Regions from separate parts of the Homo sapiens genome. Here region 2 is linked to region 1. A link is an interaction called in ENCODE POLR2A ChIA-PET data of the cell type or tissue named here. Cell type or tissue: IMR-90. All regions are shown on one strand. Region 1 overlaps GLI2 (GLI family zinc finger 2). Region 2 overlaps CLASP1 (cytoplasmic linker associated protein 1).

Evidence for each region. ChIA-PET counts read pairs that join two places held together with the same protein. Peaks named below come from ENCODE experiments on the same cell type or tissue, not always from the same donor. Only the 100,000 strongest peaks of a DNase experiment are listed, where the experiment ranks them.
Region 2: POLR2A ChIA-PET joins it to region 1 with 8 read pairs; 1 of 35 experiments calls an interaction of 5 or more read pairs at or near these places.

Annotation. Positions count from the first base shown.
Region 1 is chr2:120,756,045-120,761,044 of GRCh38, reverse strand. The region is part of intron 1 of GLI2 (GLI family zinc finger 2); the gene reads right to left. Among named protein-coding and RNA genes, the nearest start is that of GLI2, 23 kb to the right of the region's middle. RefSeq lists an enhancer at 1,779-2,640. In IMR-90, no CTCF peak of the experiment used is centred here; a DNase peak (open chromatin) is centred at 2,714; H3K27ac peaks cover 2,733 bases.
Region 2 is chr2:121,353,570-121,358,569 of GRCh38, reverse strand. The region is part of intron 38 of CLASP1 (cytoplasmic linker associated protein 1); the gene reads left to right. Among named protein-coding and RNA genes, the nearest start is that of TFCP2L1, 71 kb to the right of the region's middle. In IMR-90, a CTCF peak has its summit at 2,318 (motif pointing right); a DNase peak (open chromatin) is centred at 2,319.

The DNA.
Region 1 (5,000 bases):
CGTTCACTGCAGCAACCCCAAGGTGCATCCAGGCCCAGCCACTCTGCTCTCCTTCCCACCCTGCTTTTCCTGTGCAGGACAAGGCCCACCTCAGCAGACCTCACAGTCACTGGGCTGCCCAGCAGGATTGCGCAAGAGGGCGTTCAGGGTCAGGAGAACCTTCTCGGGACAGGCTTGGAGGAGAAAAGCATGCCTAATGAAGAGGAATTAAAGGGTGGCATTCCACAAGGACCTGAAAACATTATGACAGTTTTGTTTTGATTTTTGCAAGGAGGCAGACACCACCGAACTTAGGGGCATGAGAAAAAAGAGCCAAAAGAGACAGAGACGAGGCCTGAGCCACTGGAAAAGATTGACTTCTGTGGTCCAAGAGCTAACCAAGCAAGGCTCAGTGGCACCAAGCATGCGGGCAGGCAGACAGGGGGACGCTGCATCCCTGGTCTGAGACAAATGACCAAGGAGCTCAGGTGATGATTCAAATGTGGTCACCTCCCCAGAAACATCTAAACATATGTCTCTACATACAAGTGCCAAAGGGGAAGAGTCCCCCAAATCTCCTAACACAACCTCCAGAAGTCACTCCAGGCCTGGGGAAGGGTCCACCCTGCCTCCACTTCCTGGGAAATCACTTGTCCCTTCCAGTCCTGGGAAGGTTCAGACTTTCAGTTTTCCCTCAAAAGCACAGCGATGGCACCTGGGAGGCCCCAGACCTCCTTGGACCCCCCACATAAGACCACTCCACTGGCCTGGCATCCCTAGGAGGACCTATATCCCAGGAAAAAGGGAGAGCCTCCGAGAAGTTGTACAGTTGGGATGGGCCCCAGACTATCTAACACATCCCATTCATCAGACAGAGACAGGAACTGAGGCCCACGGGGGCCAGGGCCTCCCCTGGAGCAACAGAGCTGGCCCATCACCCTGCCCCTGGGAGGTTTACCCAACACTGCAGGGAGGGAGGCCGGGGGATGCTACTGGAGAATCTCACAAGGGGCAGCCCCAGGGCTAAAGCCCCTCCCTCATCCAAGAGCTCCCCCAGGGCTCTCACCTGAGGACACACAGGCTTAACTGTCCAGCTGTGATAGTGTAAAATATATATTTTGTAAAATACATATTTAGTCTTCCTCCTGTTTCCTGGCATAAAACCTTTGGAATCTCCAGAGAAATGGGTGTCTTTTTGTATGCTGATGAGTTGACTGTAACTAGGTAGGCCCTAGGTAGTTTCAGGATGGAAGCCGGTCACCTGAAAATCCAAGGCAGAAGAGAGGGTTAGGACTTTTCAGCCCTACCTCCAACCTCGGGGGCGGGGACAGGGGCTGAAGGTTAAGTTGATCACCAATGGCCAACGGTTTAATCAGTCATGCATAAGTAATGAAGCCTCCATAAAAACCCAAAAGGACTAGGTTCAGGAGCTTCCAGAGATAGCTGAGCACATGGTTCCTAACAGGTAGTGCACCCAAAAGGGCATGGAGGCTCTGCACCACCCCCCATGCCTCACCCTGTGCATCTCTTTACCTTTATCCTTTGTAATATTCTTTACAATAAGCCAGCAAACAGAAGTATTTCCCGAGTTCTGTGAGCTGTTCTAGCACATTAATCAAACCCAAGGAAGGCGGCATGGGAACCCAGATTTATAGCTGGTTGGTCAGAAGCACAGGTAGTTGAAGAACCTGTACTTGAGACTGGCATCTGTGGGATGCCACAGATGTGGGGCGGTCTTGTGGGACTGAGCTCTCAACCTGTGGGATCTGATGCTGTCTGCAGGTAGACAGGGTCAAAACTGAATTGAATTGGAGGACACCTAGCTGGTATTCACGGCAGAAGTGCTTGCTTGCCGTGGGTATGGAGAAAAACCCCCACACATTTGGTCACACATGTTTTCTGTGTTGACAGAGTGAGAGTGTAAGAGAAACTGAGTCTGTTTCTTCCTACATTCTCAGACCAGCTCTGCTGCTGCATTTGCTCATGAGGCCTCACATGGCCAACCACAGCTCCATGAGCAAAAGGAAACCTGCCAGTGTGGGGGTGGGGGAGGGTGCAGGGAAGATCATGCAGGATTGGGCACAGAAAGGGCCTGGCCCCCAGTCATCGTGTCCACTTCCTCCAGAGGGGAGAGGAAGGCCAGCTGCACCTCAGCCTTGATCAGGCTGTATGTCCCTGGAAAAGTCACCACCACTGCCCCTCCCCTTCTGTGCAACGAGATGGTAGGAGTGGCCAGTCTCTGGGGCCCGCTGACCCTCACTCTGTCTCTCCCACGGCTGGCCTGGCCTGACCTTTGGATGGTGGGCTCCCCAGGGCCCACCCACGGCCCTCACCCGCAAGCCAAGGAGGCCCAAGGGCAGCTCTCACAGCCTCCTGGATGATTTACAGCCACCCCGCCCGAAGCTGCAGGCCGAGCAGATATTTTCCATTTTCCACTGTGTAGCTGAGCTCAGACGTTATAGGGAGCCCTGGGTCTAGGCCTTGGGCCTGGCCGTGGCTTCCCCTCTCCTAGGTATGTAGGCAGGCCAGGGGCGCAGGCTGAACATCTGTGCCTAGGCCCCAGCACTCCCTCACAAGAGAGGGTCCTCGGTCCTGCAGCCAGGTCTGAGAGGCCCGGTCAGGGGGAGGAAGCCAGGCCTCCCAGCCAGCACCATTCACATAGGCCCTTCCCACTTCCGCTTTCCCCTCTCCCCATGACAGCATCATGGAAGAGTGCCTTTGCTGGCAAGCCTGAGCACTCTGGGGCTTTCTGCCCTGATGCAGCTCCCACGCTCAGCTGTGCACAAAGCCCTCAGAAAAGCTGCTGAGATTGTGTGTGGTGCTAGGAGTAAAATGCAAACCTCCAGCCCACACAGATGTTCTGTGAGGCCTAGTCCCTCAAGGCCAGGCGGCCCGGATAAGTGGTGAGATGTCCCTGCCCCTGTCAGCTTCAGGCCTCTCCCCAGCCATCCCTCCTCACACCCGCTGGCCACACCAGCCTCTCCCGTCAGGTCTTAAACACATCAGGGTGAGGACTATCCTTACAGTGGACCACTCACACCACTTAAAATCAGAAAGGCCCTGCTAGTGAGAAAAGTGCAAGGTGAGCTCTCTGCTTCGGCCAAGATGGAATAACAGGGACCAGATGTAACCTCCCTCCCAAAACCATCAAATAACCAGCAAAACCATGGAAACAATGGCTTTTCAGGACAATGAACATCAGGCAATGAAGGAACGAAAACCAAAGAGGTGAGCCTTAGCCTGCCCCAGCTTCCTTTCCAGAGAGTGTTTCCAGGCCACGGCACAGGGAGGGGTAACCAGGCAGAGCTTGGTGGATTCCTGAGTTAAGGAGATGGAGATGGAGTTGGAGAGGAGGGAGACCAGGGTAAGAAGGGTTTTGCATGGCAGAACACCAGACCAGTGGAAGAGCTGAACAGAAGGGGAACATTGGTGAACTTGCAGAGGGTCCCCCTGGAGCATTGCAGAATAGAATCAGCACATACTGTTCTTGCCCCAAGGCCAGGAAAAGATCCAGCTGAGAGGATGAGAGGGAAGAGTGCCCAGTGTAGACAAGGCCAGTGCCTATGCCCACCAGCCAGACTGGAAAACCTCAAAAGTCACACAGCCTTGGGTAGAGAACTCTGAAGGATTTTACCTCAATAGCAAGGAATAATTAGCCCTAGGCTCTGGTCCCATCTAACAAAGCTAAAAAAATTAAACTTTGCAAGTAAATGAATCATATCCTAGAAGAAAGCTCAAGAATATTTATAGTAAGACAAAAATATTCAACATCCAATAAGATAAAACTTACAATATTCTAGCATCTAGCAAAGATTACCAGACATGCCAAAAAAAAAAAAAAGCAGAAAAGTACATGAGGAAAATAAACATCAATCAAAACTGAGCCAGAGCAGGTACAAATGTTAGAATTCGCAGATGAGAGCATGAAAACAGTAGTTATAAATGAATTCCTGTGTCCAAAGAGTTAAGTGGAGACATGGAAGATACAAAACGACCCAATCAAACTTCTAGAGATGAAAAATCACTAGATGGAATTGGTGGTAGATTAGACATTGAAGAAAAAAGATCTGTAAACTTGAAGAAATAGCAACAAAAACTATCCGGTATTATAAACAGAATAAAACATTAAAAAAGAGCATATGAGCTGTGGGATAACTTCAAGCTGCCTAATATACATGTAACTGGAGTCCCCAAAGGAGAAACAGAACATAGAGGATAGGAAGAAGAAATATTTAAAGACATAAAAGCTAAAAATTTTCCAAATTTGATAAAAACTACAAACCCACAGAAAATCATAAAAGCAGCCAGAACAAAGGATATTAGTAGAGATGATAAAGAAAGTCATCTGATACCATGACAATCCTAAACATCTATGCACCTAATAACAGAGCTTCAAAATACACAAAAGAAATTTTAAAGAACTGTTTTAACAGTTGAAAACCAACTAATGAAATTTATTATGTTATCCAATCTAAGATCAAAAACAAGATAAGAATAAGAACTCTCACTACCTCTAGGCAACATTGTACTGCAGGTTCTAGCCAGTGAAAGGCAAAAAACTAAATAAAAGGAATTCAGATTATAAAGGAAGAAGTAAAACTATCTGTATTCACTGATGACATAAACACATGTATAAAATCTGACAAAATCTACAAAAAGCAGGATATAAAAGCAATATAAATAAACCAATTATATTCTTTAATATTAGCAAATTGAAATTTTAAAATAACACAACAGTATCAAAAACATAAAATATCTTAGAATAAATCTGAAAAAAGATGTACAGTACTTGTACACTAAAAGTTATAAAACATTGCTAGGAGAATATGAAGAAGATGTAAATAAATGGAAGGACATACCTCGTTCATGAGCCAGATTACTCAATATTATTAAGATGTCAATTCTCTCCAAATACATCTACATTTACCACAATCTCAATCAAAATCTTAAAAGCAGGGTTTTTGGAGAGATTGCCAAGATGATTCCAAAATTCATATGAAAATGCAAAGGACCTAGAATGC
Region 2 (5,000 bases), 600 kb before region 1:
TAGTCAGAGAGAAGCACCAGTGTGCCAGAGAAGATATGTGATCAAATACCAGTTAGAATCACTAGCTGACCTCATCTCAGCCAGACCCCCTGCGCTCAGGAATGGCCCTTAGGTGCCTCTCAGGGCAGCAGTCATTTGTATCAATGGGCACTGGGAAATAATATACTGCATGAACTCTGGAGAAATGCCTTTACCCCTCTGTACTTTGGTTTTTCCTTATCTCTTACCCTATCAAGTGGACTAGGTGATTATCTGTGTTTCATCCAGCCTCAAGATAATACAGGTTGCTGTTGAGTAGCAAACCAAAATCCTCAAATTCTAAATTTTCAGTTTTCCCTAGGCCCAACCTTGGGATATGACCAGAAGCCCCATTTCCTTTGTAGGTTTTTGCTTTTTAATAAAAAGACAAAACCCCAAAACCTGTTTAGCTTCATTGAGAGATTCCAAGTTACTGAGCCAGCAGTCATACTAACAGCACAAACTCCAATAAATGTTTGATGATTGATGGGTAGTGGTGTACTGTAGTCTTCAAGGTCCTTACGGTTTAGTTGAGGTTAAAGCAGAGTCGTGTGGTTCAAAGTGAAATACACCAGGAGTTTAGGAGTGGGCTAGAATAGTCAAGGAAGAGTTCCTTAGGGAGTTAGAACCTGAGATGGGCTGAAAAGGAGCACATAGGGAGAGAACTTTAGCTAGGAGCCAAGGCCATGTGGCCAAGGGAGGGGGCATGGGCTTGGAAGACACTCCTGGGTTGAACCCTGCTGAGCCAAGATGGCAGGAGACTTACCATTTTGTGAGCCCTCATATTCTCTGTGTCGAGTGGAGAAACATAGCCCACCTCACAGGCTTGTAAAGTGCCAGGCACAGTGTCTATTTCTGAGTGGCAGCTGTGGTGGCGGCTGCTCCTGCTGTTATTCATAGGTAGGGGAGTAGTTCTGCCTCGCTGATGAACTGACTCTCAAGGAGCCAGATGTGACACCTGCCCTTTAGTTCTTGTAGCTTCAGAAAGAGCCATAACTTAATGTCAAAACCTTTGAGTTTGGGGTTTGAAGGCCTGGGTTCACATGCTGCTTTTGCCAGCTCGGGGGCTGTGATTGTGGACAAGTCATAGACACTCTGGATATCTAAAGCACTTGTATGCTGGGTGGGAGGTGGGGGGCAGGTGTTTTATACCCTGCGCTGAGAGGCTAGCATTAAAGTCAAGTGAGGTAAGGTGGTTGACATTGTTGAAAATTGAAGATAGTATCCTTTTTATACTCTTCCATTGAAGAAAGTAGACTGATTTTGAATAGAATTGTTGTCAAGTTTTTAAAATTCTACATAAAGCAGATATAACTGCATTTCTCTAAATACACCGAAGAAGCTATTAAATGCAATTGAGTAAACTCTAAAACACCAGTCAAAAATACGACTTGTATTTTTTGACTACTGCTTTGTTTGGAATCCGTCTATATTTGTGCTGGGGTAGCCGGTACATTGTCAGCGTTAGGCTAGGAAATGCCATGGGTTTTTAGAGATGGATACCGGAATTAGAATGCCAAAGAGAAGCCTTAAACGTGCTGCCCAGCTTCCCATCTGATGCTGAGCACCTCCTGAGAGGCCAGCCCAGCCTCTGCAGCATCTCCAGGACAGCAGGACACACCACCTCCTGGGCTCCCAGCCCCTCTTTCCACTCCTTCTCATCATTTGTCCCTGTTGGCCCTAGTTCTACCCCTTAGAGTAGAACAGAATAAATCTCCCACCTAAGAACCTGACCACATTTGAAGATATCCATTGTGTTGCCCTGAATCTCCTTTTCCAGGCAAGGATGTGATGACTGTCTTGTTAGAGGTCATTTCATACAGACACTACTTCTCAAGATCTTCAAAGCTTCCTGGAATTTTGTGCATGCACATTTTTCAGGGGAAAAGACTCATCAGGTAGAGTTGGATGATAAGATTTTATAATCTGAAATACTTTTAAAATAATTGATTCAGATTCTCCCTTTCGTTTTACTGATGAGGAAAACCGAGGCATAGAAAGTGAAGAAATTTACCCCAAGCTCGCTTGGCTAGTTGATGCCAGAACCAGAGCCAAAACTCAGGTCTCCAGACTTATAGCCTGGAACTTTTCTTCTCCCCTCCCTCTGGTACTGAGCCTAGCTAAGTGAGGACTCTCGTCCCAGGTTCAGGGCCATGCTGGCACTCCGTTGTAAATCCCAGGACCATGTCAGTGCCAATCTGGGGCATTGGTCGTTTTTCCCCAGTCTACTGGTGGATACTTAAACTCAGGGTCAATCCAATTTTTTAAGGTCTTTCTGGCCTTTCCCAGAAGGTGGCGCTAAACTCTTCCTTAGCTTCCACACGATTGAGTAGCTAAGCTCAAGACGCTGCTATGAAGAGTTCTTTGATTCCAGCCACTGTTGTTCCTGGACCTTTGCTTTTTTTTTTTGACTCAACCAGTTATTCTGGTGTGTCTGTGACAGAGCCAGATCAAACCTTGTGAACCTAAAAAACATGCAATCCAAATTTTGAAAACTTTGTGCTAAAAGAAACCTTTAAGCAAACATTCACCAGTATTCTGAGTAATGATCCAATTTTAAAAAGCTAGATGTGAAAATTACGCTTTTCTTAGCTAGACACTATTACTTCACTGACTTTGAAAGGTGAAGGAGTGCTGTGTTTCTAATGAGACTGTAGCAGAATTGGAATAGTTTTTGATGACTTCAAGGCAGATTATAACCCAGAAGTCTTTTTGATCCTGTCCTCTTTGAATAGTCCCTCACCCCTTTCTAAATCCTTGCCACTTCTGGCCACCTTGTGTACTAAGTGGTGTTGTCTTCCTTTGTTTCTGCTGCCCATGTTGACTTTTGCTCTCTGTTTGCTTACATTTATAATCTTTGCTTCTTATGTTACATAGAACACAGGGGCAAAACCTGAAGTTCACCCTGATTCAGGCAGCTTGCCAAAGCCAGGGGTTTGGCATATAGAGGGAAGTTGAGAACACCTACCTCCCTTGCCAAAACCAGCGTCTGTCTTGGGAAACTTTCTCTAACCCCAGTGAAAAAGAGGGCCTCAAACTACCCATCTTAATGTGCAGCTTCTGACATTTTATTTTCAGACATTTTAGAACCAAAGCCCTCATCCACATTAGATACATTTGATCATCCGGGCGTGGTGGCTCACACCGGTAATCCCAACACTTTGGGAGGCCGAGGTGGGCAGATCACTTGAGGTCAGGAGTTTGAGACCAGCCTGGCCAACTTGGTGAAACCCTGTCTCTACTAAAAATACAAAAAAATTAGCTAGGCGTGGTGGTGTGCGCCTGTAGTCCCAGCTACTCGGAGGCTGAGGCAGGAGAATCGCTTGAACCCACCAAGATGGCGCCACTGCACTCCAGCCTGGGCAACAGAGCAAGACTCTGTCTCAAAATAAAATAAAATAATAGATACATTTCACCAAATGCTTCATGCAGGCCACATCCAGAATTCCTGGATTTTTGTAAGATGAAGGGCTCCTTGGGTTTGGGTTTCAGCTCAGCAGATCTGAAACAGCCTTTTTTCCCAGCAGCTCTCTGTAGGATAATTCACTTTAACCTGAAGGGCAATAGAGTGCAGGAGATGGGGAGGAGAGAAGGAAAACCACGAGTTCTCACCACGAACCCGGCAATCAGTTACCTGGCCTCACTAATCCTCGTTGCAACCCCGAAGAGCACCAGGAGGCCTTAGCTTGCTCCTGTCAAGCCTGGAAAGCAATGCTGCTGACTCTTGAATCCTGTCTCCAGAGCCGTGTTCTTTCCACCCACTGAGCTGCTTCCCACCTCCCAGGGGACCTCAGATATTGACTCCTGTGCATCAGTGCTTTCTAATTTTGATACGCTACAGAATCCGGTGTTTTCTGACCTTTTGTTTCTTTCTCCAGGTTTTGAAAACAGAGGCCTAAAAGTTCCTTAGCTTTCAGGCTGGTGTGTTATGATACTTGGGCAGTAATTTCTTGCACTAGAAAGCCAGCAGTTTCTGAGCATGGTTTCATTGCTAGGCCAGATTAGATAAGAGAGGGACTGTCTCCTTCCACTTTTCACCATCCACTCAGCTGTGTGTAACTCAGCCACATAGGTACACAGCCACGTGCTTGGCTTTCCCAAACACACACAGACTCTGAGACCTGCACAAATGGAGGAGGAAGAAAAGCGCCCCGTCTGAGGTAACCCATTACCTGACAGAGCTCTTCCAAGAAACATGCCGGTCCTCCTCAGACAATTGGTGACTGGAAAAACCTGAGCTGAAGTCTCTTTTCCAAAGAACTAGTCTGTTGCTTTTCCAGTGTGTCACCTGGAATGGGACTCTCTGGGCCTGGTACAGTAGATTTTTCTACAGCCCAAGTTGATCATTTGTAGATAACCTGCCATGCTCCTAGTTTTCTGTGCTAGCTCCTTAGGAAAAATGTAAATCCAAGTCAATGTGGCATGCTCCAGATGTGACTTTGTGAGTCATGAGCATTAAAAATATGTACGCTGGCCTGGGTGTAGTGGTTCATGCTTGTAATCCCAGCATTTTGGGAGGCTGAGGTGGGCAGATCATTTGAAACCAGTTTGGGTAACATAGCGAGACCCCATCTCACATACTGAGACCCCTACAAAAAACTTAAAATATTATGTGTGCCTGTAATCCCACCTACTTGGGAGGCTAAGGTAGGAGGATCGCTTGAGCCCAGGAGATCGAGGCTGCAGTGAGCCATGATCACACCATCGCACTCCAGCCTGGGCAACAGAGCAAGACCCTATCTGTGTGTGTGTGTGTGTGCGTGCATGTGCACACGCACACTATGGGGAAATTAGTTCAACAGCTATTTATTGAGCACCTGGCGTATACTGGACATTGTGCCAGTCATGGGAATAGAAAGATAGCTAAGATGGGATCTTGCCTTCAAGGAACTTTTAGTCTAGTGGGAGGGACAATTTCAGCAAAATATTTACCTGCAGTGATAAAATAAAGCATACACATGGTGAGGCTTCCTGGGAGTTGT